Regions from separate parts of the Mus musculus genome. Here all the other regions are linked to region 2. A link is a loop called in an ENCODE intact Hi-C map of the cell type or tissue named here. Cell type or tissue: left cerebral cortex. All regions are shown on one strand. Each heading gives the region's core, and the rest is flanking DNA. Links, peaks and the distances in the headings are about the cores only. Region 1 has its middle 16 kb from the start of 9530036O11Rik. Region 2 holds the start of Mnx1 (motor neuron and pancreas homeobox 1). Region 3 holds the start of Gm35223 (a long non-coding RNA gene).

Evidence for each region. A loop is a pair of places that touch in the nucleus more often than their neighbours do. Peaks named below come from ENCODE experiments on the same cell type or tissue, not always from the same donor. Only the 100,000 strongest peaks of a DNase experiment are listed, where the experiment ranks them.
Region 1: it touches region 2 in a loop (3-fold over the local background); 5 of 42 quality-filtered maps call a loop at or near these places.
Region 3: it touches region 2 in a loop (4-fold over the local background); 4 of 42 quality-filtered maps call a loop at or near these places.

What each region holds. Positions count from the first base shown.
Region 1 is chr5:28,446,156-28,456,282 of GRCm38, reverse strand. No RefSeq gene overlaps it. Among named protein-coding and RNA genes, the nearest start is that of 9530036O11Rik, 16 kb to the left of the region's middle. In left cerebral cortex, for the core only: a CTCF peak has its summit at 4,900 (motif pointing left); a DNase peak (open chromatin) is centred at 4,892.
Region 2 is chr5:29,473,363-29,483,489 of GRCm38, reverse strand. Mnx1 (motor neuron and pancreas homeobox 1) reads left to right here and starts at 5,020. Exons shown (of 3, transcript NM_019944.2): 1 at 5,020-5,905; 2 at 8,574-8,734; 3 at 9,259-9,667. The coding sequence starts at 5,215. The coding sequence ends at 9,621. It overlaps Gm24538 (a small nuclear RNA gene), which reads left to right and starts at 1,859; the gene lies at 1,859-1,965. In left cerebral cortex, for the core only: a CTCF peak has its summit at 3,998; a DNase peak (open chromatin) is centred at 4,057; H3K4me3 peaks cover 222 bases.
Region 3 is chr5:28,117,713-28,127,839 of GRCm38, reverse strand. It overlaps Gm35223 (a long non-coding RNA gene), which reads left to right and starts at 3,925. Exons shown (of 3, transcript XR_880905.2): 1 at 3,925-4,348. It overlaps Gm35055 (a long non-coding RNA gene), which reads right to left. Exons shown (of 3, transcript XR_389791.3): 1 at 10,008-10,127; 2 at 8,037-8,113; 3 at 6,188-6,712. In left cerebral cortex, for the core only: a CTCF peak has its summit at 4,624; DNase peaks (open chromatin) are centred at 4,363, 4,525 and 5,030.

The sequences.
Region 1 (10,127 bases), core at 1,459-9,458, 1.0 Mb after region 2:
CAAAGCCTGTAGTTTATCCCCAATGCCCAGTCAGTGACAGTGTTAGCTAGGTGTAGTGGGAGGAGTCCTTCCAGCTTACTGCCCCAGCTTACTGCTGCCTGGCAGTGTGTTCAAGAGGACTCTGCCCTGGTGCTTTAGTGTATTGAAACATGTCCTTCTCTGTGCTTTGGGGAGAAACATCTGAGAAGCTTTGAGCAGATGGAGGGGTCTCTGGGCAGATAGGGCCAAAGCAGAGACTGGCCCTGGTTTAAGAAGCAGCACTAAGTGAACCTTCTAACTGCTTGGCAAGCCTGACCTCCAAGGAGACCTTTGAGGGTGTCTGCAGCCCTGAGGAGCTTCTTGGTGACAGAGGTTTTCCCAGGAGGCTGTCCCCACTACAATAGCCTTGGGTCGGAGATCTGTCCTCCACGGCTTCCACAAGGCCAACATGCTTGGCAGCAGCAGGCCTTGGGATTTCTCTGCAAAAGATTTTTCTTTGGTCTCATAGGACTCAGAAGCAGATTCGTAGCTGGTATTTCCGATGTCTCGTGGAATTGGCCATTGCTCTTCTTTTGTCCATTCTGACAGACAAACTGGAACGACTGTGCACACCAACAGCTTCGACTGTGCCTAACAATGTAATCAGTTACCCATGCAGCACTTGGGCAGAGGCAAGAACTGGATGCCCACCCAGCTCAACAGTTTGCCATGGCCTGAGAGGAATTCTTGAAACAAGGACACCATAGAATACACAACTCCAAGCAGTCCCTGTTTCTGGAGGGGCCAGGTGGCACAGCCCTGCTGCCCATCTTCCAGGGTCCCTCTGTCCTTCTTTGTAGGATCTTTCTTTCTTTTTTTTTTTTTTTTTAAGATTTATTTATTATATGTAAGTACACTGTAGCTGTCTTCAGACACTCCAGAAGAGGGCGTCAGATCTTGTTACGGATGGTTGTGAGCCACCATGTGGTTGCTGGGATTTGAACTTCAAACCTTCGGAAGAGCAGTCAGGTGCTCTTACCCACTGAGCCATCTCACCAGCCCCTTGTAGGATCTTTCTATAGGCATGAAAGAAAGGTATTACATAGGTGTGACAAAGACCCCAAAGAAAATACAGGCCGCTGAGCCTTAGCAGGGCACCCACATATCTCCTCAGAATTGGTAGTATCAAGAAATTGTGCAAAATATATTATGGTACTTACTGCCATCTTCTCATACCCAAGTTTTTAATCTGTTCTTATAAAAAAAAAAAACCAACAACTGCATCATAATGTTCTCAAAACTGGTATCTTTGTGCTATATGGGTTGCATAAGTTAAGAAATCACAGAGACTTCCTGAACTGTTGGTTATGTGACAAAATTTCTATCTTGTGCTGTCGAGAACCTTCACGTCCCTTCGTGAGAGTAAGCTGTGTATGAGAAGGGAAGTTTCCATTGAGAGGGTGGATGTCACTCTCTCAATGGGTGGATTGAGTCAGGTTGTGATCATTTTTCCTGTGCAGGAAGACATGTGACCCAGCAGCTGACAGGGTGGCAGAGAGGTCCTCCCCTGGTGGGGTCTCAATGTCATCAGTGTCACACTCCATGGGAAATGTTGGGCACACATGGAAAGGATGCTCGGTGGCTACAAGACTTGGCCAGAAAACACCGAAGCCCCTGCCAGGGACTCATGCGGGCACAAAGAAGCTGGCTATACTCAGCCTATGGGGCTCCCTAAGATCCAGGAAACCCAGGCACCTTCTCTCTGGGTACCCAGGAATGTGGCCCACATGTGACTTCATAGAAACAGATCACAATTCACTTCTTGGGTATTGACTTTCCAAGCACTCTGCTGAGTATATGTTCAAAGGTAGAGAGCAAGCTATGACCGTGGAACAAATCTAGTCCAAGGCCTATTTACACATAACTTATAAGCTGACATTGTTCTTAGTACCTGTAAATGTCTGAAACAAAGAATCTAAACGATAATATTCACAGCACCTGAGAACTCCATGAAACTTGGAGCTGAGTAGCCATCAGTAAACTTTCACTGGACACAGCAGACACATTCACGACATCTTGCCCATGGCTTCCTTCCTACCTGTGTGACAGACCTAGTGGTTACAGCAGAGATCATTAGGCCTCTGGAGCCACATACACACACACACACACACACACACACACAAACACACACACAGCTTTGCTGTGGACAAGGCTATTTCTAGTCTTTGTAGGATTCCCAACCACGGCTGGGGATGTGGTCTGGTCAGCAAAGTGCTTATGACACAAATTTGAGGAGTCAAGCTTGTTCCCCGTACCCACATAAAAGGCCTGATGGAGCAGCACTTTTCTGTGATCCCAACACTGGGGAAAGGAAGACAAGAGAATCCAGGGCTTTCTGGCCAACTAACATGGCCAGATCAGTGTGCTCCAGTTCAGCAGGAGACCCAGTCTTAAAGAATAAGGAGAACAGATAAAGGACATCTGACATTGACCTTGAGCTCCACATGCTCACCCACACACTGTGAACACAGAAACTAACACACGAATGCTGTGGATGGCACTGTGCTGCTTGTATTTTTATGTTAATTCTGCTCTCCCAGGAGAGGCTGTCTGGACTCAGGAATGGGTCGTGAACTCATTGGCTTCTGGTGAATCAATCCCTAATGAATAAAGGAGCCAATCACTGGGCAAGTAGGCGGGACTTCTGGTTTGGATGAAGGAAGAGAGGAAGCAGAAGAGAGTTAAGCCTTTTGGACAGGGACAGCATAAGTATAAGATGTAGCTGCTAGAGTTTCCCAGTATCATGGAGGATCCACAAGGATTTGCCACCAGAGGAATCAGATTTTAATAGGGCTTACAAGATTAGGTTTTAGTTGTTGCACCCAGAGATTGAGTTACCGTTGTTTCTGAACTAAGTTGGTGTTGCGTTTTCCTTCACACGGGGGCTCATCTGGGTTCAAGAGAGAAAGGTACAGGCGGCAAAATGTGTGAGTTTGCCTGAGGTGCACCACAAAGGCCATGGAGCTTTTGAGGCATGGGGAGACATGCTTAGCAAGCTGGGTAGAGACATTTGGGAGCTTCAGGCCAAAGAGTCTCCAGGAAATAAAACAAGTTGGCCATTAGCTGCCAGTGCACAGCCAGTCAGGCCACCAGGGCAGAGTTGGCAGTGCAAGTGTGGGAATGTGCTGTTTCGTTTTTAATATTTCCTGCAACACATACATACACAAAATGATAGATTAATCAATTATTTAAAAACAAAAAATGACTTGGGGGCTGGAACTGCGGGGCCTGCTCTCATCAGTAGAGGATCTTTCACTAGAATCCACAGGGCTTGTACACAATGCCCCCCTCCCTACGAGCCAGAGAATGCCTCACAGGGTTTGTGAGCACGGCAGTGGGAAGCCACCCCACTCTTTGGGGGGCAAACTGCAAAGCTGAATGTCAATCAAAGATGTACCTGGTCAGAGAGAACAGCCCTGCCCAGAGCCCCCACCTTCACCCCAAAATAGGAATCTGGGATTGGGAGAGAAATAGTTCTTTCTCCTAGAGCTTGACTCTCAAGCAGAAAATTCACTACCAATACACATTTTACCACATTAAAAGTGCTGAGGCCTGGAAGGAGACCTGGCTCTGGCATGAAGCTAACCACCATGTCCAGTCCAGAGTTTAGCAGCAGAGCCATGTCTCCAGACAAGACACTGGTTTAGCCTGAGCAGACCGAGAAATCTGTAGTCAAAGAAATGATAATACAACAAAAATCAAAGAAAAGCTGCCCCCAACCACAATTGATTTCTCAGTGCAGTCTTGTGTGCAAGGTGACGACGTGCATCTAGCTCCTGCAGAGAAGTGTTCCTCTCCCCTGATTCAGCCTCATTCTAGCTGGGAAAATCCTTCCAGGGGCTCTTAGCACAGTACAAGAGCTGGTTTTTAGATCCTCACAGCCTACATGCTAACCCAGATCCTTGAGAGGACTGTCAACGCCCAGGCCCATGTTGATTCCCTGTATGCCCAATCCATGGGACTCCAGGTGACAGCTGTCCTATGCCACCTATCTCTGGCAAGGAGGGCAAACAAAACAGCTAGGCAGGGGACTAGGACCCAGAAACATGAAAGCAATCTCCTGAGCAGTTCACATCCTCGGAACAAATAGACTCAGAGGTTCGTAAGGCACACATGGAGAACGGAGAAGGAAACCTAGCGTTTAATTTGGCATCCACATACATACACACAGGACTGTCCCTGCTATGCACCAAATATCCTCTGAGGCCCTCTTTGGCTCTTGGGCAGGAGGGCATTGCATTCAGCCCTGTGAATTCTAGTGAAAGATAGTCCCATTTCTGACAATAGTGGGCCCCTGAAAGTCCAGTCTCTGTCTCGTGCCCTGCAAGCCAATTTGTGTGTGTGTGTGTGTGTAATATGATTCTGTATGTGTTTGGTTTTGTGTTCATGGTGTATGTGTGTGCATGTGTATATAGAGGTCAACCCCAGGTATCCTCCATCTGTGACTTCTAGGAACCTCCAAATCTACCAGGTCAAAGTTCGTGGTCAGCTGCTATTAGCCCTAATAGCACCATCAACACTTGCAGAGATAGGCACCACAAAGGCAGCTCTGGGGGGATGCTGGGCAACTCCAGCTCGCTTTTGGCCAGAAGTGAAAAAGGTAGATTAGGTTTTAGTTGTTGCACCCAGAGATTGAGTTACCGTTGTTTCTGAACCAGATTGGCCCTGAGTCTGGTACTCACGCCTATACATATCCTCTCTAGTTTATGACTCCCATCTGTCGCATAAACATGAGGCATGAGTGAGGGGGTGTCCTGCCTTGGTGAACTCCCCAATCCCCTGTCATTTTCTAGCAGCTGTGAATTCTCTATGGTCCAGCCCTGCCTGGTAGCTAGGTAGAAAAGACCCAAGCACAGCATTCTTCCCTGCGTGGAGGCCGAGCGCCCTCTGGTGGCCATGTTGGGAAAAAGACTTGTGGACCCAACCAGATGGCTTAGGAGCAGGCACTGCACAGATACTTACACATATAAATAATAATAATAATAAAATTAAAAAGAAAAGCCAAATTAGGAGCACTGCACTGGCCCTACTCTGTAGCAGTGGACATGTGGGTCCTCATCTGTCCAACCATCTGAGGAGTGGTGGGTCCAGGGCTCATTGAGATAAATTGGATAGCAGATGGTTGAGACCTGAGGGAAAGAAAGGGAAGGTCTGGAAGGAGTCTGGCACTGTTCTAGTTTCATTCTGTTGCTGTGATTTAAAAGAAAAAAAAACATAGCCAAAAGCAACTCAGGGAAAAAGGGGTTTATTTCAGCTCATAGCCCCACAGTCAGCGAGCCCCACAGAGGAACACTGCTTGCTACCTTGCTCATGGCCTCATGCTTATCTAGCTTTCACATACATCCCAGTACCACTGTCCTAAGGAATGGTGCTGCCCACAGTGGGCAGGGCCACTGGAGAAGGAACATGGAGAGGTAAAAGGTCATGCTAGCCATGAAGACAAGCAAGGAAAGATGTAATCTAGAAATGGAAGTGGCCTGCTGACCAAAGGTGGAGGGCAGAGATGCCCACACAACTAGAACCACTGCAGGCATTCATGGGGGACCAAACTAGTACATCTGTGCTCATACTCCATACTCATACTCCAGTGAAGCATTTCCCCCCGAGACAAATGAGCCCCTGAGCCTTGCCTTCATGTTAACAGAAGAGCATATGGGCACAAAGGGCACAGTTACAGAGGCCATAGGGAACATATACCTGGTACCATGGATGAGACCCACACCTCACCTTGCCCACTAGTGACAGTCCCAGCCACAACAGACCTTCAACATCAAGCTGCCAGTGTTAAGCTAAGAGAACCTGGGACACATCAGTGAGGGCAGGAACTTGTGTGGGTAGCCAGTGTTATCAACACGGGTGGGATATAGAGAGTAGAGGAGGGGCTGCCATCTTACTCTTTCAAGCTCCTGCAGAAAGCATTTTGAAAGTCAGGAGAGGCCAGGAGGTAAAGAAATGAAGGAAAGCCAGCCAGGAACCTGGGCTGTTGAATCCAGAATGCCCCTGAGGAGGCCCAGCCCTGGTTGGAGAGCAAAGCAGGATCTACTCCAGGAAAGATGTAGTCAAGATGCTGTCAAGGCTGCCGAGACAGCAGGAGCTCCTGTCCTGTGGTATTCAGGATGTCCTAGCACATCTGCAGTCACAGGCGGGCACTCTAGCACCAGCATGCCAGCAAAGCTCTTGTGTTCTGGGAGCAAGGGTCAGCCTCCTTTCCTTTCTTCTTTGTGATTGTTGTTGTATGTGTAAGAGTCTTGTACCCGCATGCATGCCTGTACACCGCACGCATGTAGTACCCAAGGAGGGGATTCATAGCCTCTAGAACTTGAACTACAGACAGTTGGGGACCCTTTTGTGGGTACTGGGAGTCGAACCTGAATCTTCTGGAAGAGCAGTCAGTGCTCTTAACGGCTGAACCATCTCTCTCAAGCCACCCCCTCTGTTTTAACAAACTTTTATTGAAAGAAAAAGATATAATGAATGCCTGCTTTATGCTGGAATCTGTCACCACCAAGCCTCATACAGACCAAACATGCATTGTATATATGCACAGCTCCCCTGCCTTTGACACTCTGTGCTTGGGTAACAAACTACATCAGGACCTGACAGTGCAGTGGGGGAACAATCTTCTGACACTTTTTATTTTGAAATAAGATTTTTTTCCAGTGGCCTCCTATAGTCTTGAATTCACTCTGTAGCGTAGATAGGCCTTGAACTTGGTAATCTTCCTGCCTCATCCCCTCAGCTGGGTTTGCAGGCCTGTAGAGTCAGACACCACTCATTAGTATCTATGAAATGTGTAGTAGCATTATACAGTATTATGTAGTGGCACCTTTGTGTTATATATATATATATATTCTTATTGCTAAAAAAAATGCCAAGAACCATCTGGCCCTGTTGAGTTGTGCATTGTGCTTGCTTCTGGCACTCATAGCTGTTGCTGACTCCTGACTAATCAGAGTGGTGGCTGTGGAAGGCTGGGGTGGTCAAGGTGACTTTTTGCCTTAATGACAGTGGAATGGGCCACACCTGTCCACTCTTCCCTTCATGAACATCCCCTGCAGTTTATAGTGTTGTTTGAGAACATTTCTTTCAACACTGAAGTAATCCTCTCCAGCTCTGTTACCACTTCTCAACTAAGTTTCCATGACACCCCGACTCCTCGGTTGTCACAGGGATAGATTCTGTCTCAAGAGACTTCCTTCCAGGGGCTAAGGAGATGGCTCATCAGTAAGGTGTTTTCCACAAAAGTATGAAGATCCAAGTTTGGATTTCCAGAGCCCATGTAAAAAGTCAAGCCTGGACTGAGGAGATAGTTCAGTGGATAAAACAGTTTACACTGAAAGCCTGAGAATGAGAGTTCGAATCCCCAGCATGCACCTAAAAACAGATGGGTACAATTGCTGTAATAAACGTCAATGTGCCACAGTAACATTGTGAAGGAATATGCTTTTGTCTGAGCAGTAGCCACATTAGTCACGTGGTAAGCAGGGATGGGTGTGCCCTCTAGGCTTCGCTGTCCCACAGGCAGAACACAGGGTTGCTAAGGAACATGGTGGTCCTGGACAAGTGTCTGCTGCTCTTTCTCTTAAGCCAGGCATTAGCTTCTCTTCAGCTATGGATGTGCCCAGGAGAGTCCTCATCCAATGAAAGATGGTTTACACCGAAGGCATGCCACTGAGTGTCACTTCCGACTACTCTCTCAGCTTCTTCAGCTTTGTCACCTGACAGGTCAGGCAATGCCTGGAGGAAAGCTCTCCAATGTGACTCCACAGTTGGCAACATGGGCGATTCGCTTTCTTGTCACTCCTGTGCTCAGTGGGGCAGCACTTTCAATTTCCTTCCAGAAGTTTTCCTCAGCACTCAAAACTTGGCTAGCCCCTCAGTGCAAGAGGCCTCATGTTAGCCTAACCTTAGCCTAACCTGAAAGTCACATCCTTTCACTTGGGACATTTAGAAGCTGTCTTAGAGTTCTATGGCTGTGAACACGCACCAGGACCAAGACAAATCTTATAAAAGACAACATTTAATTGGAGCTGGCTTACGGGTTCAGAGGTTCAGTCCATTATCATCAAGGTGGGAGCATGGCAGCATCCAGGCAGGCATGGTGCAGAAGCTGAGAGTTCTATATCTTCATCTGAAGGCTGCTAGTGAAAGACTGACTTCCAGGCAGCTAGAGGGAGGGTCTTAAGCCCTATGCCCACAGTGACACACCTACTCCAACAAGGCCACACCCCCTAATAGTGCCACTCCCTGGGCCAAACATATACAAACCATCACAGAAGCTAATAAACACACAGCTATTTGTTGGCCAAATTTCAATATTATTGCCTCAGAAAATAACAAGCAAGGTCTCGAGGCCAGAGAGATGGCTCAGAGAGTAAAGGTAATTTACACCAAGCCTGGTAGCCTGAGTTTCACCTCCAGGAACCAAATAGTAGGAGAGAACCAACTCCCCCAAAGTTGTCCTCTAACCTCTACAACCATGACATGACATGGGCATGCCCCTCCCCCCAAACTGAGGAAGAGAGACAGAGAGACACAGACAGACAGAGTCAGAGACAGACATGCACAGACAGAGACACAGTGATACAAAGGGACTCACTTTTAAAAGAATTAAATTATAAGAATAACAAAGGAGCCGGCCACCTTCCTGGTGAGAGCACGGGGGTCTGCCAGGCCTGAGAGGTTTGTGGCACAGGCGCCGGCGGGAGCCTTCTTGGCTCCAGGACTCCGCGGAGGGCAGGCTGCACGGGTGACCGTGTGGAATACACAGTGCCAGCCGTTTCTGGGACGGGCGAGAGTCGCAGAGCTTCTGGGCGGCGCCATCTTCAGCTCCAGACAGCCGGCCACCTTCCTGGTGAGAGCACGGGGGTCTGCCCGGCCTGAGAGGTTTGTGGCACAGGCGCCGGCGGGAGCCTTCTTGGCTCCGGGACTCCGCGGAGGGCAGGCTGCACGGGTGACCGTGTGGAATACACAGTGCCAGCCGTTTCTGGGACGGGCGAGAGTCGCAGAGCTTCTGGGCGGCGCCATCTTCAGCTCCAGACAGCCGGCCACCTTCCTGGTGAGAGCACGGGGGTCTGCCCGGCCTGAGAGGTTTGTGGCACAGGCGCCGGCGGGAGCCTTCTTGGCTCCGGGACTCCGCGGAGGGCAGGCTGCACGGGTGACCGTGTGGAATACAGAGTGCCAGCCGTTTCTGGGACGGGCGAGAGTCGCAGAGCTTCTGGGCGGCGCCATCTTCAGCTCCAGACAACCAGCCACCTTCCCGGCAAGAGCCACAGAGCTTCTGAGGCAGCGCCATCCTCAGCTCCAGACGGCCGGCCTCCTTCCGGACAAGAGCCACAGAGCTTCTCAGGCGGCGACATCTTCGACTCCAGACAACTGGCCACCTTCCTGGCCAAAGCAACACAGCTTCTGGGAAAGATCCTGTTTTGGGCCTTCACCTTCAGCCAGGAGGAGGTCCAAACACCAGATAACTGTACACCTTCCCTGAAAGAGGAGAGCTTGCCTACAGAGACTGCTCTGACCACTGAAACTCAGAGAAGAGAGCTTGTCTTCCACGCCTGCTGATAGAGGGTAACAAAATCAACAGAGGAACAATCTCTTAACAAAGAAAACTATAACAACTAACTCCAGAGATTGCCAGATGGCGAAAGGTAAACGTAAGAATCCTACTAACAGAAGCCAGGACCACTCACCATCATCAGAACCCAGAACGCCCACTTCGCCCAATCCAGGACACCCTAACACACCTGAAAAGGTAGACCTGGATTTAAAAGCATATCTCATGATGATGGTAGAGGACATAAAGAAGGAATTCAATAACTCACTTAAAGAAATACAGGAGAACACTGCTAAAGAGTTACAAGTCCTTAAAGAAAAACAGGAAAACACTGCTAAAGAGTTACAAGTCCTTAAAGAAAAACAGGAAAACACAACCAAACAAGTAGAAGTCCTTATAGAAAAACAGGAAAACACATCCAAACAGGTGATGGAAATGAACAAAACCATACTAGACCTAAAAAGGGAAGTAGACACAATAAAGAAAACCCAAAGTGAGGCGACGCTGGAGATAGAAACCCTAGGAAAGAAATCTGGAACCATAGATGCCAGCA
Region 2 (10,127 bases), core at 991-8,990:
ATATCTTACTGTCTTTCTCCCTGTACCCCTACAACCCAGGTTTGGGCTGGACTTATTTATTTATTTACAAGGAGGAATGGGGCCAGTGGAGAAGGGCAGCCAGTGAAGATGGCCTGAGGGTGGACCAGGCAGTAGGGAGGGCAGAGTAAGCTTTCTAAAAAGGGAGGAAGGAAATCCAAGTGTGCTGGGAGAGGTAGAGAAGGGGGGGGGGCTGGCAAAGAAAAGGACTGGCTTGTAGTGTCCTTGGCAAGAGCAGTTCACCTCAGGTTGGAACACTGGGTCTTCAGGTCACCTGTCTTCTGAGCCACCTTTGCAAACCACCCCTTTAAAGCTGAACTGGGGATGGAGGTCTGAGAAAAGGGTGGTAGATCAAAGGATGGTAATAAAGGAGCTGATGGTACTTTTGGGCTCTGAAGGGGCTGTAATGAGTGTGTGTGTGTGGGGGGGGACTCATCAGACATCCCTTCTCCTGATCTCACCTCCCTGTGACCCCAGGCTCCCCATTGGATTCTGTGTGTCCTCAGGCTGGGGTGGGTGGACGGGTTATGTCCCCAGAGACATTCCAAGCACTGATTTCAGTCTGACTTGAAGGAAGTTGGTCTATGACCTTCCAGGTCCAGCATTCACACTTCCTGCTTGCTTTCTGTCCTCCTGAGTACTTATTCAGCCTCTGAAAAATACCACCATCACCACCCCTGTGGGCTTGTGTCCTGGACCTCACTGGCCTCACTACATCCTCCAGGCTCATTTTCCTGAAGGGAAGCCTTAAAATGTTTTTTTTTTTAAAGATTTATTTATTTATTATATGTAAGTACATTGTAGCTGTCTTCAGACACACCAGAAGAGGGAGTCAGATCTCGTTACAGATGGTTGTGAGCCACCATGTGGTTGCTGGGATTTGAACTCTGGACCTTCGGAAGAGCAGTAGGGTGCTCTAACCCACTGAGCCATCTCACCAGCCCCGCCTCAAAATGTTGATGTGAGTTAACTCTCATGGAGTTCAAAAGGGCTGAGAAGTCAGTCTTCATGAACCTTTCTCCATGAGGCTGCTGTGGGCAGGGGGTTGCTTGTTTTAAGTTTTGGAAACAGCCAGACAAATGGCAGGTGTGTGGAGGGAGATGCAGGGAATGCTGCCTTCCATCCAGTCTCCTAGCCATACCTCCAGGCTCTTGGCCTTTTTGTTAATGGCTATTATATATTGTACCTGCTGCATTCCACAGAAAGGGATGTGTTTGTAGGTGATCAGTTATAGAATCAATGCTGACCTGACCTGTGAATATGGGTGCATGTAGGTTTTGTTCTGAGTTCTTGTATAATGTCAGGGGTAAAACTTGTAGATTATAACATCTTTGTAAGTTTTCTTTTTATGTTTGCATTGTGTGTATGTTTGTGTCTATTTATGGGAATGCACGTACCCAAAGAGGCCATAAGAGGGAATCCGATTTCCTGTAGCTGGAGTTGGAGGTGGTTGTGAGTGTGAGTGGTGGGAACCCAACTTGGGTCCTCCTCAAGAGCTGCACTCACTCTTAAGCACTGAACTGTGGAACCACTATACTCCCCACCCCAACATCTTATTTCCTTGTGGTTATTTGTATAAATCAACACACCTTTCTCAGTAATGAGAGGAGGCTCAATCACAAGTTATATTCAGTAACTTAATGCAAGACCCAAAAGAGGGATCCTGGCTAGACGCAGAGAAAAAAATGACTGGGAGCCAGATGATTAAATGTACACCGGGCCTTAAATTCCAGCCTCTTTTGGGTAGGAGAGGTCTTCCTCTCTGCCCTCCAAGAGCCTCATTTGGCCCCTGGGGCTTCTGGAGAAGGGAGCTACCTTGAGGCACAACAATGGGAATGCTGTGCTCACTTCGGCAGCACCTATACTAAAACTGAACCGATACAGAGAAGATTAGCATGGCCCCTGCGCAAGGATGACATGCAAATTTGTGAAGCATTCCTTATTTTTTTTTGCCAGGACCAGGAATGGGAACAGGTGGGTTGGGGAGCAGAGGGAGGGGAGAGGGGATAGGGGATTTGGGGAGGGGAAACTAGGAAAGGGGATAACATTTGAAATGTAAATAAAGAAAATATCTAATAAAAAAAAAAAAAAGAATAGGCATGCTTCTGGGACCAGACCTTTGATCTCTCAAGGGTACCGTAGTAAACCCCCAGCTCAGTCCCAGGCTGCCCCAGAGCCAGCTGGGCTGGGTCAATAGACGCTGGGAACAGGAAGAGACGCAGCATGCTCACTCCACTCGTAAAACACACAAAGATCCCAGTTCCAGACGACTCCCAGTCTCTCTCCCAACTCCCACCTCTCAGGATACAAGTTCCCGCTCAAACCGAAGCAGAATATATGATCATATTCAAGCCCTTTGACTTCAGAGTCTTTTTGGCCCAACCCCCACTTTGTCAAACAAAGAAATATATCCATCAAGTCTGATATGCAAATTTCCCCTTCGCTGAAGGGGCTCTTGATACAACCTCACTCAGCCCACAGGTGGTGGGGACTGGTGTGGGTTAGCCTGGTGGATGGTCAAACACCAGACGAAGTGGGAAGGGTTTGAAAGGGATTTAGAAGCTTTTGGATCACATCCCCTACACAACAAACAGGAAATGAATTCCTCTTCTCGGATGACTTTACTAAGGAAACCTGTGCCTAAACTCAGTAGACCTAATACTGTATCATCACCAAAAACAACCCTGGTTGTGTAGTTTAGAGATGATTCGGGTCCATGAGGTCCACCCCAGGAAAATCTCATCTGCAGCCACCCTTTTTTTCCTCCTTCTTCTCCTTTGTTTGTTTTGTTGTTGTTTTTTTCAAGACAGGGTATCTCTGTGTAGCATTTTTGGTTGCTGTCCTGGAACTGGCTCTGTAGACTAGGCTGGCCTAGAACTCACAGACCCCACCTGCCTCTGCCTCCTGAGTGCTGGGATTAGAGACTTGCCTCACCATGGTTAGGTTCTCTTTCTTCTTTGGGACTCTCATCTGGAAAAGGCCCATGGGCCTTAAACACAAGTTTCTGTAAATGCAATGGGGTCAAGACTGAATCCTGGGGATGGGGGTAGGGCATCCCAGCATCCTTACTTGCCTTAATTGGGCTTCCAAGATAGGAGAACTGGCAGGGAACCACTCATGGAACACAAGTGTTCCTTTAACCCTCTAAAAGGCAGAGCTGCATTTTCATCACCCCAAAGAGACAGCACCTAAAGACAAGAGCTATGTGCTTGTACTATTTTCAGACTAGCTGGAGGCCTTTGCAAAGCTGTGCACAACTTACTCCAAGATGTTCCCCGCTGGGTTCCAGATTTTCCAGCCAGGACCACCCTGTCATAATAAAAACTCCACTCAGCCGAGCATGGTGGCGCACACCTTTAATCCCAGCACTTGGGAGGCAGAGGCAGGAGGATTTCTGAGTTCGAGGCCAGCCTGGTCTACAGAGTGAGTTCCAAGACAGCCAGGGCTAGACAGAGAAACCCTGTCTCCAAAATCAAAAACAAAAACAAAACAAAAACAACAAAAACAAAAAACCTACTCACTCATCCCAACAGAATCACTGCGTTAAATCTCTCCTAAACAAAACTTGTTGACAGGGAAAATATAGTCCTTACTTATATTTATCGTTACCCCCCACCCCCAATCCCTCTTGAAACAGCTTTGCCTGCTACTTTTAAATTCACCCAACAAGGATTGTCCTAGCCTCCTGGCCTTCCCTGGGCCATTTCCGATCTTTTATTAACCTCTCACCTGGTTGGGAAGCCGCGATCCAGAGACCTGGAACTCCCTCCCACTTTCCCCTCGTGTTTGGGGAAGATACCCGAGAATGGAGCTAGCGAGAAAGCTTGATTTCTCAAACTACTTATTGATTCGTTACATTAAAAAAAAAAAGCCCCCGGAAGCGTGTTTACAGTAAATATTTGATATGTGCGCAGGCTGAGGTCTGGATTCACACTTTAATACGGTCTCTGGAAGCCCTTTCTTGATTTTCCTGAACTCGGCCGGCAGGAGGAGGCGAGAGCCTGATAGTGGCTCCCTTAGCCTGCGAACTGGCTCAGTCCGAGGGAGCAGTCCTCGGCCAATTCCCGCAAAGCCTTTTTCCTACACCCCCACAAGGCAAGGCTCTAATAGAACTTGGTTCTCACCTAGGTCCGGCTCAGTGGCACCTGTGCAAACGACCTTCAAGTCAATGTGCATCTCTGAGTTGGAAAACTGCTCTCTCTCCACTCTGACTGAAGATTTGTAGGCTTCAACCTCTAATACCGTATTTATACACACCGAAACCCTACAAACAAACATTTGCGGCGCATGATACTTTTGGGGGAGGGGCAGATAAGAAGGTTCGACCTGCTGAGGGTTAATGACAGGGACGCAAACCATCTTGAAGCAATCAACACTCAGGAACGCGAGAGATTTTGGGAAACCGAACAGTCTTCAGTGTACTAAGCTCAGGGTCCCGTTTTGGGTACCTAGTGGACTTCAGGGGTGAGGACCCACCTAGTTCCTCAGTGCAGAACATTCCACAACTCCCTCAAGGGAGCGCGAGTAGCTGGAGGAAGATAAGGCGTCCGCCTCTGGAGGAACAAGGTGTCAAAGGGACTCGGGGGGCACTCACTGGGACCCAGGGTTACTGGCGCTCACCACTCTCCCAGCAGCAAGGAAGCAGTAAGCTTGTGTTCAGCCTCCAAACTCTCCAACCTGCCTCCTCCGGCCACCTACGCTGTTCACCACCGGCTGCTTAGGACCTGGGGGCGCAGGGGCGGGGCGTCAGGCTAATTGGACCGTGACAGGTGAGCCCCTCGGCCAATCGCCGGGCAGACAGCCCTCCTCGGGCCCCCGCTGAGCGCGCCAATCCCAGACCGCCCTGAGCTTCAAGTGTGCGGAGGGGCGCGGGTCCCCACCAAGGCACCAGTGGCCTCGATGCGGTCGCTTGAGCTCTTGAGAGCAGAGAGCCGGTCTCCCCAACACAAACTCGCAGGAGCGCTCCGGTGGAAGTTCATACCAGTGAGTGGAGCGCGGTCCCCACGAGGACCGCAAAGAGGAGGCGCCTGGACGATGGTCGCTCTCAGCTGAGTTTCCGGCTGCGACTTTATTGGCAAAAAATCGCAGTAACAATACCGGCCCCAAGGCTGGCCACCGCCACGCTCAGTCTCCGTAAGCCCGCACACGACTGCATCGCCCACCCTTGGACCCTGATTGTCAGCTCCAATCGAGCCGATGGAAAAATCCAAAAATTTCCGCATCGACGCCCTGCTGGCCGTGGATCCCCCGCGAGCCGCCTCCACGCAGAGCGCGCCTCTGGCCTTGGTCACTTCCCTCGCGACTACAGTATCTGGTCCCGGCCGCGGCGGCAGCGGCGGCGGGGGGACCAGTAGCGGGGCGAGCCGTAGCTGCAGTCCCGCATCCTCGGAGGCCACTGCAGCGCCCGGTGACCGGCTGAGAGCTGAGAGCCCGTCGCCCCCACGCTTGCTGGCTGCACACTGCGCGCTGCTGCCCAAGCCCGGATTCCTGGGCGCCGGAGGAGGCGGCGGCGCGGCGGGTGGGCCGGGCACTCCCCACCACCACGCGCACCCTGGTGCAGCAGCCGCCGCGGCTGCCGCTGCCGCTGCCGCGGCTGCCGGTGGCCTGGCACTGGGGCTGCACCCGGGGGGCGCACAGGGCGGCGCGGGCCTCCCTGCACAGGCGGCTCTCTATGGACACCCGGTCTACAGTTATTCGGCAGCAGCTGCAGCGGCCGCGCTAGCTGGCCAGCACCCGGCGCTTTCCTACTCATACCCTCAGGTGCAGGGCGCGCACCCTGCGCACCCTGCCGACCCCATCAAGCTGGGTGCCAGCACCTTCCAACTGGACCAGTGGCTGCGCGCGTCTACTGCGGGCATGATCCTGCCCAAGATGCCGGACTTCAGCTGTGAGTACCTGCGCCGCACCCGGACAGTTCTCACGCGCATCCTCCTCTCTCGCACCCCCTTCCTTTTGCTCTCACCTCCTAGCGAGCTGTGGAAGAGCATCGAAGCCTCTGTGGCTCATTCCTGGGCCTGTGAGGCCTCTCGTGGGCCGCACAGAATGAAAGGAGCCTCAAATTATTAAGATGGCCACAAGCAGGCCTTGGCCTCTCTATCTCTCTTAACAGACAGGGGAGGTTGGAGGTGTGAGGCTAAAACCTAAAGAATAACCTGCAAGCTGGACAAGGAAGTGCGCGGAAAGGCTAGCCTCGATTAGGGCAGGTTTTGGGGGTCGCTGAAACCGGGGACTTATCTTGAGAAAATGAACTTTGTCAGAGGTTCCATTATAGGCTATGAAGAGACACATCACTGGGTCCAGAAGTAGCTCTTCCGTGGCCCTTGTAAGGACTCTGCCTTCCTTTGAAGGGCAAGACATTTGCATGTCTCTGTCTCTCTGTCTGTCTCTGTCTGTCTCTGTCTCTGTCTCTGTCTCTGTCTCTCTCTCTCTCTCTGTGTGTGTGTGTGTGTGTGTGTGTGTGTGTGTGTGTGTTGGTGAGGGTGGGCGTCCCTCCAAATGATGTCGAACTGGTCTGTTTGAATATAAGGTCACCGGGTCTATAAATAGAAAGTGCCTGGCTGGGAACTTCAGGTGCTCAACACCTTGGGGAGTTCCTGTCCAAGGTGAGGGCACAAAGGTCCAGTCTTCTGCATCCTCTCTGTTACCCAATAGGGACAACCTTGCGGGAGGGGGGACATTTCCGACTTCCCTGGCACATGCAGCGTCTGTGTAGGGCACCCTGGCTCTGATTTCTGCTCTGTGCCTGACTTGGATAGGGGCAAGCTGCCTTTCCTGAATGGATGGACCAGAAGATGTATATGGCTTTCTCCTGTCAGCCACTCAACACCCAAACAAAGAGACCCCATTGTTTCCGTCTGAGTGGGTTTGTTTAGACTGGGAAGATGCAGGCACTGGAGGGAGAAAAAAAGCAAAAAAGAAAACAGAAATAAACATTTGCCAGAATTCAGATTCCTCTGCTGGAAGCGGTGGTCATGACTAAACAGAGAAAGCTGGGGCCCCAGAGAACCGCAGAAGTAGCAAGGTGGTGAGAGAATCACAGCCTGCGCACTTGTTTGCTCGCAGCCACCCAGGTTTTTCCCAGCTTGGCTCCAAGAAGACTAGCCTTGTTGATCTCAGCAAAGAGGAAAGGCTCCCTTTAACCTCAGTTGGACTGCAGCTCAGACATCTCTGAAATCATTCCTATTCACTAAGTCCTAGGCAGGATCTGTGCCTGGCTGAGGAACCCAGGTTTCAGATGTCCACTATGGCTGGACTTTCCAGGCCTGAGAAGCATAGTGGTCCTGAGAAGAGCTGACCAGTGGTCAACAACAGGCCTCCATAGCTCTGGGTTTACTGGCTACACAAGTGGTCTCTGGGAGAAAAGGGATGTTTTTGTGGAGCCCAGGATCAATCAAAATCCATGTAAGTGGGATCCCTTTGCCAGAATATCCAGCCCATGATGTCTCATGGTGTGGGCATTTAAAGTATGGCCAGGTCTACATTAGGAAAAGAAAGCCAAGCCCCAGATCCCAATGGACACTAAGGAATGCAGCGGAGGGTGGCTGAATATGTTCTGTTCCTGGGACTTCCCTCTCCCCTGGGAAAACTAGCTTGGTTTTCTTTAATTGGTTGTTTCTACTGGATGGCATTTCCCAAATGATCCCTTCCAAGACAGCGTTTTAATTAGAGTTCTAATGTATTGTCAAGCTGGGAATTTGTAGCCTTGTTTAACTAAAGCAGGGGGCGTGGACCTTCCTATAAAGCAAATTACCCATCCCAGGGGAGCCTGAGCTCATCCCAGCCAGGGGCTGGCCTCTTTCTTTCCCTTGCTTTCTTTCTTTTATTGTCTAACACTTTTCGCACTCCTGGGAAATCAAGGGAAGTTTCATTTTGAGGTCATAAAATTCTCTGTGATGTAACTGTGCGAAATTATGTAAATAAAGCTGGACAGATCTCCCGGAACACACAGAAAGCCAGATCTACTCACAGCTCAACCTTTAATTTGAGTAATGAGAATCGTCCCAATAGGCTTCCAGTCCTCAGCCTTTGGCCTTAGCACTAGGAGGGGAGAGTTTGTCAACAGAGACGTGAAGACACGCAGATGAATGCCTATTTAGACTCTAGCTTCAGTCCCTATCCTTCCTTTTCTCCCTCCCCCACCGTTCCTGCGCCCACGCCCCCTGTCTCTTCTGCTTTAAGATCGTGGTGGAACCAAGAGGATGGGTTCTTTTCCAGCTTGAGGTGGGAGAAAGCCTTCCATGAGAATGGGAGCGACCTGGTCTCTATGCTTGCTAGTCCAGTTTAGCTACCCAAGCCTTTAGACCAACCCTCCTCCTGTTCATTCGGGTGGCCACTGAGCGGAGGCAACAGGCCCTTTTTTCTCAAATGAGATGAGCTCGCCACTTCCACTTCATGTCTGAGATGTGGGCCATAGGGAGTGGGCACTGAGGCTGAAGCGTCTGGAGGGTGGGCTCTGGAGGTTGGATCACGGGAGGGAAAAGGGCAGCGACGGGTGGAACACTACCTCGCCCTCAGTGGACAAATTTACAGAAGCCTCTTGCCCTTTCTGTCCCCAGCCCAGGCGCAGTCGAACCTCTTGGGGAAGTGCCGAAGGCCTCGCACGGCCTTCACCAGCCAGCAGCTGTTGGAGCTGGAACACCAGTTCAAGCTCAACAAGTACCTGTCTCGACCCAAGCGTTTTGAGGTGGCTACCTCGCTCATGCTCACCGAGACTCAGGTGCGCGCGCGCCCGACCACCCTGAAGGCGGGTGCTGATTTGGGACACTGAGCCCTAGTTTCTTTATCTTTACGTTGGGTATTGATTTTCAGCGTGAGGTTCTAGGATGCTCTGGAGGTTTGATTCAGTTAAGTTGGGGAGCAGGCTGAGAATCTGTATTTAACAAGCTATTCTGGAGGTGTCCCTCCGGCCACATTCAAAGAAGTTATTTTTCTAGAAAGGTGCAGACTTGAGAGTTTGGTGACATTGCGAGCTGCCTTGGTGCCTCGGTAGACCGAGGGTATTAAAACGCGCCCAGTTGGGGAGTTAGGGACACTACACCCATGGCGTTATTGTTAAATAGAGTAGATTTAAGGGGCGAAGACGTGGAGACGCCGCTGCCAGTCAGTCTTAGTCCTCTAGCGAAACCTCTTCTAGGGCGAGGGTAGGCCAAGGAGCAGGGGTCCCGAATGCTTGTACGCTCTCACCCTCTGGATTCGTGGGGATGCGGGTGGCCAGTTTCTCACGCCAGATTATGCCTGCAGGTGAAGATTTGGTTCCAGAACCGCCGAATGAAATGGAAACGCAGCAAAAAGGCCAAAGAGCAGGCTGCGCAGGAGGCGGAGAAGCAGAAGGGCGGCGGCGGGGGCACCGGCAAAGGCGGCAGTGAGGAGAAGACGGAAGAGGAGCTGATGGGGCCTCCGGTTTCGGGGGACAAGGCAAGCGGCCGTCGCCTGCGGGACTTGCGGGACAGTGACCCTGATGAGGACGAGGATGATGAAGAAGAGGACAACTTCCCGTACAGCAATGGTGCCGGTGCCCATGCTGCCTCATCCGACTGCTCATCTGAGGACGACTCGCCTCCTCCAAGACTAGGCGGGCCTGGACACCAACCTCTGCCCCAGTAGTTGCCTCCAGGGCGGAAGCAGGGATGCGAAAGATGGCTACCTGGGGGGCTGCGGGGCTTGGGGGAGTTTACAATCCCATCCTATGGCCTGCAGCCAGGCTGACAGCCTCTCCCCGAACCATGCATCCAAGTGCAGGCTGGGCTGCGGATCCTTTTTGGGACCTCGAGGGGACAGCAAGAGAGAATGAGAGAGGAGCTCCAATGTGAGCTTTTCGTTCTTATACATTTAATTTCGGGTGATGTTGGCCAGAGGTATCTGGGAGAACCTACCCTTTCTAGGAGTGGCTCCTGCCTGACTCTTCCTTCGTCGGAGAAAGGAAAAAACAGTGTTAAGTGACCTAGAAACTTGAACCCTCCTTTGGAGACAACCATTCTGCTGAAAATTTAAAACAGAGGGAGGAAAAAGGTGTTATGCCTATGTATGGGGGGGGGGCGGTAGTGGAGTGAGGTGTTATGTCATGAGCATTCAGATTGCTGAAAAAAATCTCAGAATGGTAGTGTATTTTT
Region 3 (10,127 bases), core at 1,080-9,079, 1.4 Mb after region 2:
GTTCAAGTAAACACCACTGCACATCTTCCCATCCAGTGGCCTCTTGGCCTGAGGAGCCTTGGACTAACAGGCTCAGACTGAGGGCATGGATGAAGCACAGCAGGCAGATTAAACAGAACTAAACTGACCCTCTGGCCACAGCAGCAGCACCCCACAGAAAGCCCATGCTGGTAGGAGTACAGCTGCTTCTTCAGACAAGAAATGCCAAGTGCCTGGAGCTAACAAGCTCTTAAAGAAGCTGGTTTAAACTTCCCTGCCAGACTAGGGCTCACCTAGTCCTGCTCCTAGTCCAGCAGCGTGGACTGTATGTGGCTTCCACGGGGCTCTTAATTTGGGTAGAGGAGTATATCCCTTTTGTTGCTATTTCTCAGAAAGGGACTTTTCCCTCCTTCAAGAAGGAGGAACCATATAAGACTCAAAAAGTAAATGAATTTTCCTAGACTCAGAAAATGAACACAACTCAAAAGTCTCAGGAAGTTTTTGAAACTTACAGAATTTTTAAGGCCCCCTTACCTCTTGAATCACCTGTGCTCGTGGAGGTAACTCCTCACCCAGAGTGGGGACAGTTGAAAGGGATGAAATGGAGACAGATATGATCATATTTAATTGTATGCATGTATGATATGCTCAAGAATAAAAGAAGATACATGAGAAGCAACTTGGGGAAGAAGGGTTTATTCTAGCTCCCCCATCATGGGCAGGAAGGTGGCAGCAGTGTGAGCCAGCTGGCCATACTCCATCTATGGTCAACGCAAGGGTGCTGAGGATCCACTGTGTTTCTCCTTTTGATTCTGCTCAGGCCTCTGCCCTGGGATGGTGCTGCCCACATTCAGGGAGTGGCTTCTCTCCTCAGTTACACCTCTAGAAACCCTCACAGACGTCCCGGAGTCCTGGGTGCACCTCCTAGGTGATTCTCATCCCTGTCGCGGAGTGGAGCAGCACCTGGCATCTCCCTCACTGGTGCATGATAAAATCAGAGGTGTGTTTGCAAGTGTGTGGAGCAGCACCTGGCTCAGAGTACTTGCTGCCTACTAGTTGCAATGGTCATGGATCCCTATACATTCATATTCAGCTGCTACACAAAACCAGGCTCATTATCCCTAAACAGTTCCATCATTGTCTGTTTTCATCAGGGTGAGCCCTGAGCACGAAGATTCTAGAAGGGGAAGAAATAGCAACCAAGGCCACAGAAGCCATGAAAGCCCAGCCAAGTCTTTGGGAGGCAAGGATGTGCTGTTCCGATTGTGCCTCAGCAGGCTGCCCACAGCCCGAAGTCTGCCTGTGACTTAAGGCATTGAAGCAGCACCTGGACCCAGCACACACCTGCTAGAAACTTGAGTGTGCTCTGGATCGGAGATCATCTGTCTGGGACTTAATCTACATTTTTCCTTACATATTGTGACCAAACTGCTTTCCTGTTCCCTGCCCATGGAATGGAGATTAGAAAGGGGTTTCTGAATCTCTGCTTCCCTATGTTAAATCTTGGCAATTCCTAGGCAAAAGGCTTAATTCATTGGTGAATCCTTTATGATTGGGAAGTAACCTGGCCAGGAAAGCCTTACTTTCCTCTAAAGCACCTACAGCCTGAGGCTGTGGGAGGCTCCATCTACCAGGGAACAGAGAAACAAGAAGTATGGTCTGTAGAGCATGCCATTGGCATGGAGAAGGCAAGGCTGGTTTGTAGCTCCTGCAGACTGTCTGTAAGGATCCTGGAGGTGCCAGAAGTCCTACCCTGGACATAGGAAGAGGGAGGAGCAACAGGGGGACAGTGACCAGGGTCTCACAAAAGAGTAGAGGGCACTGGCTGCCCAACATAGCACAGATGGCCAGGTACAAGGCAAAAAAAAAAAAAAAAAAAAAAAAAAAAAACTCTGCGTCCATGGTTTTTGAACACTTAAAAACAATAGAGCCCCTAGCCTCCCTTGCCAGGGTGAAGTCAACATCACCAGGTAACCTCAGGGTCCCTGGGTGCTTCTACCTTAAAGCTTTGAGGAAAGCTGGTTCCTGGGTCTTTCTGACAAGGGACTAGCCAGTTGTTGTTGGTAGCTCCTCAGCTAGGTCATCAACTCTCAGCCAAAGAGCCATGCAGGCTACTAGTTAGGTGCCCTCCTGTGTGTCGGGGGGGGGGGGGGGGGAAACAGCTCATGCAGCCTGGAGCTAAGGGTTGGTTGCTCAGAGTAGAGAAGAGCTTTCCCACCTGCAAAGGAGGAAGCCAACTGACCTCACAAGTTGCAGGACCTACTCTGGGAAGCTAGGGTGCAGGAGCAGGAGTCCTGCTCTCCCCCCACCCTCCTCCTCCTGGTGTGAGAACTAGACAAGCTCAGGTACTGTCTGTCCTTCTAGCTCTGTCTGTCCTTCTAGCTCTAACCTGCACAAGGCAGGAAAGAAAGTGCAAACTGAGGAGCCTGGCCTCCCAGGCAATCAACTCCTTCCTCACCCCCAACTCAAAATCCTGGGCAGCTCTCAGTGAAACCTTAGTCTGCCTTAGTTAGGGAACCCTGTTGTCTTTGTAAATATTCCAGGGTCACCATCTTCTTCCCTCCCTATAGGGATTTCAATTCGGAGCAGCCTGGAAGAAATATCCTATTTCCCCTTGTTAGGGTCCCCATCCTTTAGAGTTTGTGAGCAACCTCCTCCATTTTGTTCCTGCCCTTGTTGTCTACTTTGCACTTAGAAGGTGCAATGCCCAAAGGCCTGGCCAGTGCAGTCCCTGATGCTGCAGTGGGACCCCAGTGCCCCACCCTATGCACAGACCACACTTCACACACGCTCTGGTCCCTGCCCTTGCCACTCAACTGAGAGCTTGTAGAAGAGAGCTGTTGAGAGCCCCAGTCACTCACCGCGCGGGACCCACACTCCCGAAGTCCCAGTAAGATCCATGGGAGTCCAAAACAGGTTCATCCTTCAGCCAACTCGTCCAGCCCCTTCCACAGGCACACTGAAACCACCCGTGCACACACAGACAAGCTCATGGTTCCTGTGTGTGGTGTTAGTGGTCCACACAAGCACCATGGTTCACCCACCCCACCATGCCCAACACACCCAGGACCTATGGCCTCGGGGCATGCGGGTGGAGAAGGTCAGATGCTGGAGAAGTGTATCCCCGGGACAGAGGCTACAGAGTAGCGCGAGTGCACCCTTTGCCGGTTTGAATGGACCAAGTGCACCGGCCTTAGGGGAGAGACACTGGAGCCAGGAGCTCCGAAACAATTGTCCACCGAGTCTGGGTGAAAGAAGGCAGACCGGCAGCCTTGCCCTGCTCAGGCTACTGCGCCAGGGACCCGGCTCAGCGGCCTTTAGCCCCTCCCCAGAGCAGCACCACTCAGTACACGGGGCTCAGCCCAGGTCCCCTCAGAGAGGAAGACAGAGGTTGGCTTTTGTCTGACCTGGTCACACGGAGCCATTTCGTGGGATAAAGGCTTAACGCTCTGTGAACACGCAGAAAAAGCTGGCGCTGGCCCTCTGACAATCCCATTGTCTCAGGCCTGAGCCCGGAGGTTTGGTCTGAAAGCGCCAAGTTCATGACATTTCAAAGAGAAACGATACTGGGAGGTGAGAGCTGAGGGGGGGATAGTAAAGAAATAAAACCCTAAAATACAAAGGTAGCAATATTTGGCTCCTTCCCCGCTGTGCGCCGCGCCTCACCCCACCCACCTCAGAACAAATCTCCTTTTCCAGACTTATCTGGAGGGGCCAGGCTGAAACCTGGATCAGCCCCGGGAGAGAGGTGGGGGGGGGGGGGGGCTGAGGTTTGGAAGGAGAAGGTGTGAAAATATTCCCACATAAGCTGTGTGCTAGCTTTCTGGACTGTCGCTGACATTAGCACAGGGTCCCATTGTTTGAGCTGCGTACGAAGGATGACGTTACAAATTTGCCAGGATTTGAGGTGTCAAAAAGAGTTTCTTTTAACGACCTGACGTGTTGTTTTCTTTCATTTCTTCTTATTATTACTATGCCCGCCCTTTTTAAGCGAAGCTATTTTCTGAGCCAGAGAACTCCTTTTGGGGGTGGTGGTGATGGTGTTTAATTTGTTTAATGTGTCTTTGTAAAAGCAAATAATTCGGTAGAGAAAGCGAGGTCGTCAGGAAATTGAATGTGTTTTGTCTCCAGCCAAGTTTCCCTTGAGTGATTTCGTTTGCTTTCTGTCTGGCACAGCAGCCTCTGCACTGGGACCTCCAGGCCCGGCAGACAGGAAGCCTGCCCACCGAGCATCTCTTCACTTTGGGGGTCAGCACCCCTCAGCCCAACCACCTAGGTAACTACCCTCTGGAAGAACAGGAAAAAACGTGGCCTTGCAGATTCATTGTAGAGAGAGGAGAAAATAGGATTAGGCCGAAGTACGAGCAAGGTAAGTCGGATTACCAGCAAGGTTCAGTACGCTCTGGCTTGCTTTTGTGATTTTAATTGTACACAGGTATCTGCTTCCCTTCTCTGGTTTTATTTAAAGAGGCTGTTTGTTTGTGCCCAAGAGGTAAATGATGAGCCAGAAGGCTGTGTGGGATTGGAGACTATAACCTTGCAAAATGACATCTCGCCCTGTACGGTGTGACACGCACGGGTAGATAAAGGAAGTGCGCCAAGCGCAGCCTTTGTTAACGCTTCTTGCCCCCTGGCGACTCTTTGATAGAAGGACACCCCGCTCCCGCTGCTGAGGTGTCTGCAAACGCGGCCGCCTTCCCCACAGGCAAACGCAGCTAGGACTACAAATCGATTCATTTTTTTAAAAAAATATCCAGGCAGAGTCGGGTGTTTAAAAACTTATGAGCAGGGATCATAGATCATCAAACCTCGGGAGAGAAGAATTGGCAAAAATCTGCTTCGTTTATTATTTTAAAACTAAATCTGTTGCTTTCTGCCACATGTAAATTTAGTCTGGGTTTGTTAATCAGGCTCTTGCGCGTGTTATAAATTAACACAATGTCTTTGGGGCGAGGCAAGAGAGAATTTATAATCGTTTAAGTTTGCAATTAACTTTCGGGGCAGAGGGCTGTAGCTAGCTCCCCGAGTAGCCAAGGACGTTTCGGAAAGCATTTGGAAGCTATCAAGTCTGTCTGTGGCTTTCTGAAGGTTTTCTCTAGGCTGAAAACTAAAGGGACAAAACCCATTCTAAAATGGAATGTTTTTGCCTTTCTGGTTGGGAGTGGAATGTGGGTCTGTGGGAAGCTCAGCTCCACAGGAGAAGAAAATGCAGGTTGATCAAAGTTTCCCCTTCTGAGGAACTGCTGAGAAAGTGAGAGGCAGGAGGATTCCCTTTTAGCTTTCAGACTCAGTGTCTTTTTCTGTAAATGTAGATAGGTGATCCCCCCACCCCCCACCCCAAGACTGTCAGATTCCCGGGAAGCTGCAACAGACAGGGTCTTCAGGGTTGTCAGATCCCAGACAGCCGGTCTCCTTGCTGTGGGAGACACAGGTTTGTTTGAACTGAGTGTGGTTTTGCCTGTGTTTCTTTGCCCGGCAAAGAGAAGCTGCAGGATTCCTGGGCAGAACATTCCTGTGGCTTTCTCTGGGTGATTTGAGAAAAGTGTTAATAACAATTTTGTTAGTGAGAGAGAGAGAGAGAGAGAGAGAGAGAGAGAGAGCCAAATATTTTGTTTCTCTTTCCAATTTCTTTTTCTTTTCCATATTTAATATAGACGTGTGTGTGTGTGTGTGTGTGTGTGTGTGTGTGTGTAAGAAGTAATGGGCTCTGCAAAACCAAATATTGCTGATCCCACATTTTAATGGTGTGGGTTGCTAATTCATGGTTGGGTGCCTCTTTAAAAACTAATCGATAATTTAGTATATTGCTAAGGCTCAGAGCTCTAGGCTCTGTTATCTTCTAGGAAATAGGATGAGACCAGGACCTCTTTGGTCTAAACTCTATTCTGGTTACATAGTAGAGGCTCATTTAAAAGTTAGTTGTTTCCAAAGGCTTTAAAAAGGCCTGTCTTTTCTATCTCTTCCTGACCTTTAAGCTATGGACTCTCTGGAAAAGGAAGGCTCTGGTGTTCCAGCTGCTGGGCCTGAGTAGCTGGAGAGGGTAACCCATACATGGATTGCTCCTCTTATCTGAACTTGAACTTTCCTGCCTTACTTTACTGATCTGGACCTGTGTGTGTGTGTGTGTGTGTGTGTGTGTGTGTGTGTGTGTGTGTGTGCGCTCGAGTGCTTTCCCATGCCCAACTCACAGACACGGCTAACAAGACCATTGGATTTGTGCCTTTATCGACCTGGGTACTAGCAGCTTCCAGTTCAGTAGTCATGACACAAGGACCCATATTTGAATGATCAGTGGAAATCAGGTTCTGGACTCAGCTGAGGATGCTTCTGCAGGGACCTCGCTGGTTGAGAAGCTGATAGCTGGAGGTGCTGCTCAGTGGATGCCAAATTCAGGAATCCGAGCTCCTTATCAGCCTTGAACCTCAGGTACCTGGCTCTAGAGATTTATCTAGAGATAAATTTTACAGATTTATTTTTTGTTGGGGAGAGAACTATCAGAGATGTTAATTGTGTGCTGACGAGATATAGGAGAAATACTGGAGAAATAAGAGAACTGACAAGAATATAGCACCAGAACCAGGAGCTCACAACAATGGATGGACTCTGGTGGATTCAATTCCTGCTTCCAACTGGCATCCTGCACAGGGGAAGTGGTGGTCAGGTGGAGAGCCCCATATAAGAGCATTCTCAGGAAGCTTTGTCATTCCACCATGGTTGTGGTGAACTGTAAAAGCTGCGTTGGAAGAGAAAAAAATGAAAGCCATAAGTTTGTCAGTGTCCATGTTTATTTAGCACTTATCTGTTCTAAATATAGCTTTATTAGATGTATCAATGCCTCTGAATCGAGCAGTGTCCAAAAGCTGTCTCTTGGCCAAGTTCAAACATGTCAGCACCCACCATGGACATTCTCCATGAATTTTATCCATTCTTTGGCGTATTCTAACTTGTTTTTGAACCATGGGAACGGAGTTTTATTTGGCTAGTAAAGATTGTGTTTAGTTCATTGAGTATGCATTGCAAAAGTTTAGCCGTCAATGCCCACCTGAATTCCAAATTGGGAAGTTAAATATTTGTTTTTAATTTTCTGGCTCAAAAAATGTTAACGAACAGAAACGGATTCTTTCTGCTTGAGTGAGGCTCCTAGGAATGGGGCTGTTGTTATAAGAACCTGCTCCTAAAACGGGCGGGCACTTGCCTCTTGTCCTGACACACTATACTCCCAGGAGAAATGTCAAAATGTGTAAATAAAAAAAAAAAGTGCTACACTTGAATAGGAACATATCACTCATGAAGCTCGATTAGAACAAATCAGGTAAAAAAATGCTCTATAGAAAATATTGGTAACAGAAGCCCATTAATGGTTGTTCTTTAAAAGATGAATTTTTGTGAGAAAGTTTAAGGTCTAATTTGCAAACGATTTTCATTTTATCTTATTAACATATTTCAATGAACCTTTCAAAACTAGCAAATTGACCTCCTCCCCCCCCCCACCAATTTCAACCTACACACACACACACACACACACACACACACCACACACACACACACACACACACACACACACACACACACATAGAGAATCACATCTCTGCCATGCTCCACCTGATCAGGCACCAAGGAAACACTTTCTGCAGTGCAAAACAGTGTGAATCCTGCTGCTGAAGTCAAGCCTGTCTCGTGAATATTGCAGATTTGGGCACATCTGAACACACCCTACATGGAGTGCCAACCTAGAAGGTGACCAAGCAAGATGGCAGCATCCAGAACAACCAGGTCAATAGTTGGGTTTTGACTAAATGGCAATATTTCTTCTCCATTTTATCCTGTCTCAGAGGAAGCAAAGATGGGGTATGGGGCTAGGGCTGCCAGTGATTCCGAAGATCTAGAGTAGCTTTCCTGCCAAAAGGAAGCCTGGTCTCTGTTCCTTGAAGAGGCATAGAAAGTACCACCGTGCACTCGCACACACCCATGCACACATCCACACTTTTACACACACTCAAACTTATACTCACACACACAGAGACACACTCGTGATATGTGCTTTTGGCTGAACACACCTTTCAGATGGTGCCTGCTGCTCCTCAGAGCCCCATATAGCTCTCAAAATCCCCAGAAGGCCACACACTGTGGGCATCTGTAGAGCAGAGAGAGAGAGAGAGAGAGAGAGAGAGAGAGAGAGATGAGACAATAGCTATACTATATGCAACCAGAGCAACAACCATTCCATTTGGTCAAGCAGCAAAATTGGAAGGAAAAGCCTTCTCATGCTGAGGTAGCCAGGTATGGTGTGTAGGTTATTTCTTTCCAACAAATTCAGGAATGTGGCCAGTCACGAGGCAAGTCCTTCAGCCTTGTTAATCTGTAGATAGCATATGCTTTCTCTCTCTCTCTCTCTCTCTCTCTCTCTCTCTCTCTCTCTCTCACCCCCCCCCCCCGCCCCCTCTGATTAGGGCTCAGGAACCAGCTTTCAATTTCCAGCTAAGACTGCCTGCCCTCTCTGGATATTGCATTTGCTGGACCACTTGAAATAACCTCCTTTGAGGGCTCCTGGCAAGCCTTTCATGTGCCCAGTCTTGCCTACTGGAGACCCAGGGGGCTATTGGCAAGACAGCAAGGGATATTGGAGGTATTTTCCCTTTTAATTTTACTTGACCTTTTCTGTTAACAACAGCGGGGCTGGCTGGCCAATCTTCCCAATCACCGATTCACCTGTGCACTCATTCAGGACACTACGAAGACCTGTGTGTGTGTGTGTGTGTGTGTGTGTGTGTGTGTGTGTGTGTGTGTGTGTGTGTGTGTGTGTGTGTGTGTGTGTGTGTGTGTGTGTGTGTGTGTGTGTGTGTGTGTGTGTGTGTGTGTGTGTGTGTGTGTGTGTGTGTGTGTGTGTGTGTGTGTGTGTGTGTGTGTGTGTGTGTGTGTGTTCGTATGACTCTCCCCTAAACTGCTAAAAGCTCAGGTGTGGCCTTTAGGTGAATCCACCTGTGTTTTCGCAGGAGTAGTGTGGACACTGGGCGTGGGCTTGTCCGGATAGCATGTTTGAACCTGACCTTAAGCAGCCAGCTCTTGGTGGCAGTGTGCTAGAAGGACAACGGTAGAGGGAGTCGCAGGGAAAACCAAGGGGGCGATTAGGCTTCGCCCACCGGGAGCCTGAACTTTTCCACCTTCCCTAAATGACCTTTTCCAGTCCGTGGTGCGCGTTATTGATTAGGTCTTTCTTCAGCTCCGCGATCCTCGCTCCGCAGTGAAAAATGAACCATCAGTAGACGCTATTGATCAAGCCGGCTCTCCAACACTCTCCATTCACACGTCCCCAAGTAATGAATTCGTCCATTTAAAAACATTACAAGGAATATTGGAGATTGACCGCCAGAGGAAGTGACACTTGACCCTGGTATCCTGCGCCCCGGAGTGGCAGTCGCCGCATTTCAAAATAGCAGTCCCCAAGCAGCTCGCAGAGCCGCTGCGGTGACTTTTGGCCGGTCCTTCCCGGTTTTCTCCAGGTTCCGTCCCTCTTCCCTCCCGCCTAGCACCCTCTTCCCGGTTCCACACTTTCCTGAGGTCGCATTTCAATCAAACTCACTGGGATGGCGCGAAGCTGGCGCTAGGGACAAGAAACACTGCACCGGCGACAACAAGCAAACACACCTTGGCGCACACTCCCGTTCTGCCTCTCACTTGCGCGCCTAGCGAACGGGAACCCTCCTTTCCATGCACAGGTAGCTGAAAGAGCCCGCTGCTCCTTTCGCAGCTTACAGGCTCATATGGAGATACAGGGATGTCCCCACCATCTTCCTAAACCCGCTAGCATGGTCTGGATACACCACAACGGTCTCCTTGGCTAGCGGGAATCTGGGGTCCAGGAATAAGAAGGGACATCTTACTCCCCAGATGGCTTCCCAAAGGAAGGACTGGAAAAGGATGGGGAGGCTTGCCTCTCTGCCCCTGGTCTCAGAAAAGCTCTGCACCCCTTTAAGGCTGAGCACCAGGGACCTTCACAAGCTGGGCTGGGGTGCCCGAATGGGCCTTACCAATTCGAGGTGGATGGGCATCGTGGTGAGGATTGAGTGGGCTATGGGATCTTTTCATCTGGTCTCCAGGCCGCTGGGCCAAGAAATCCGGCTTCTTCTTTTGTTCTGGCCAATTGTAAT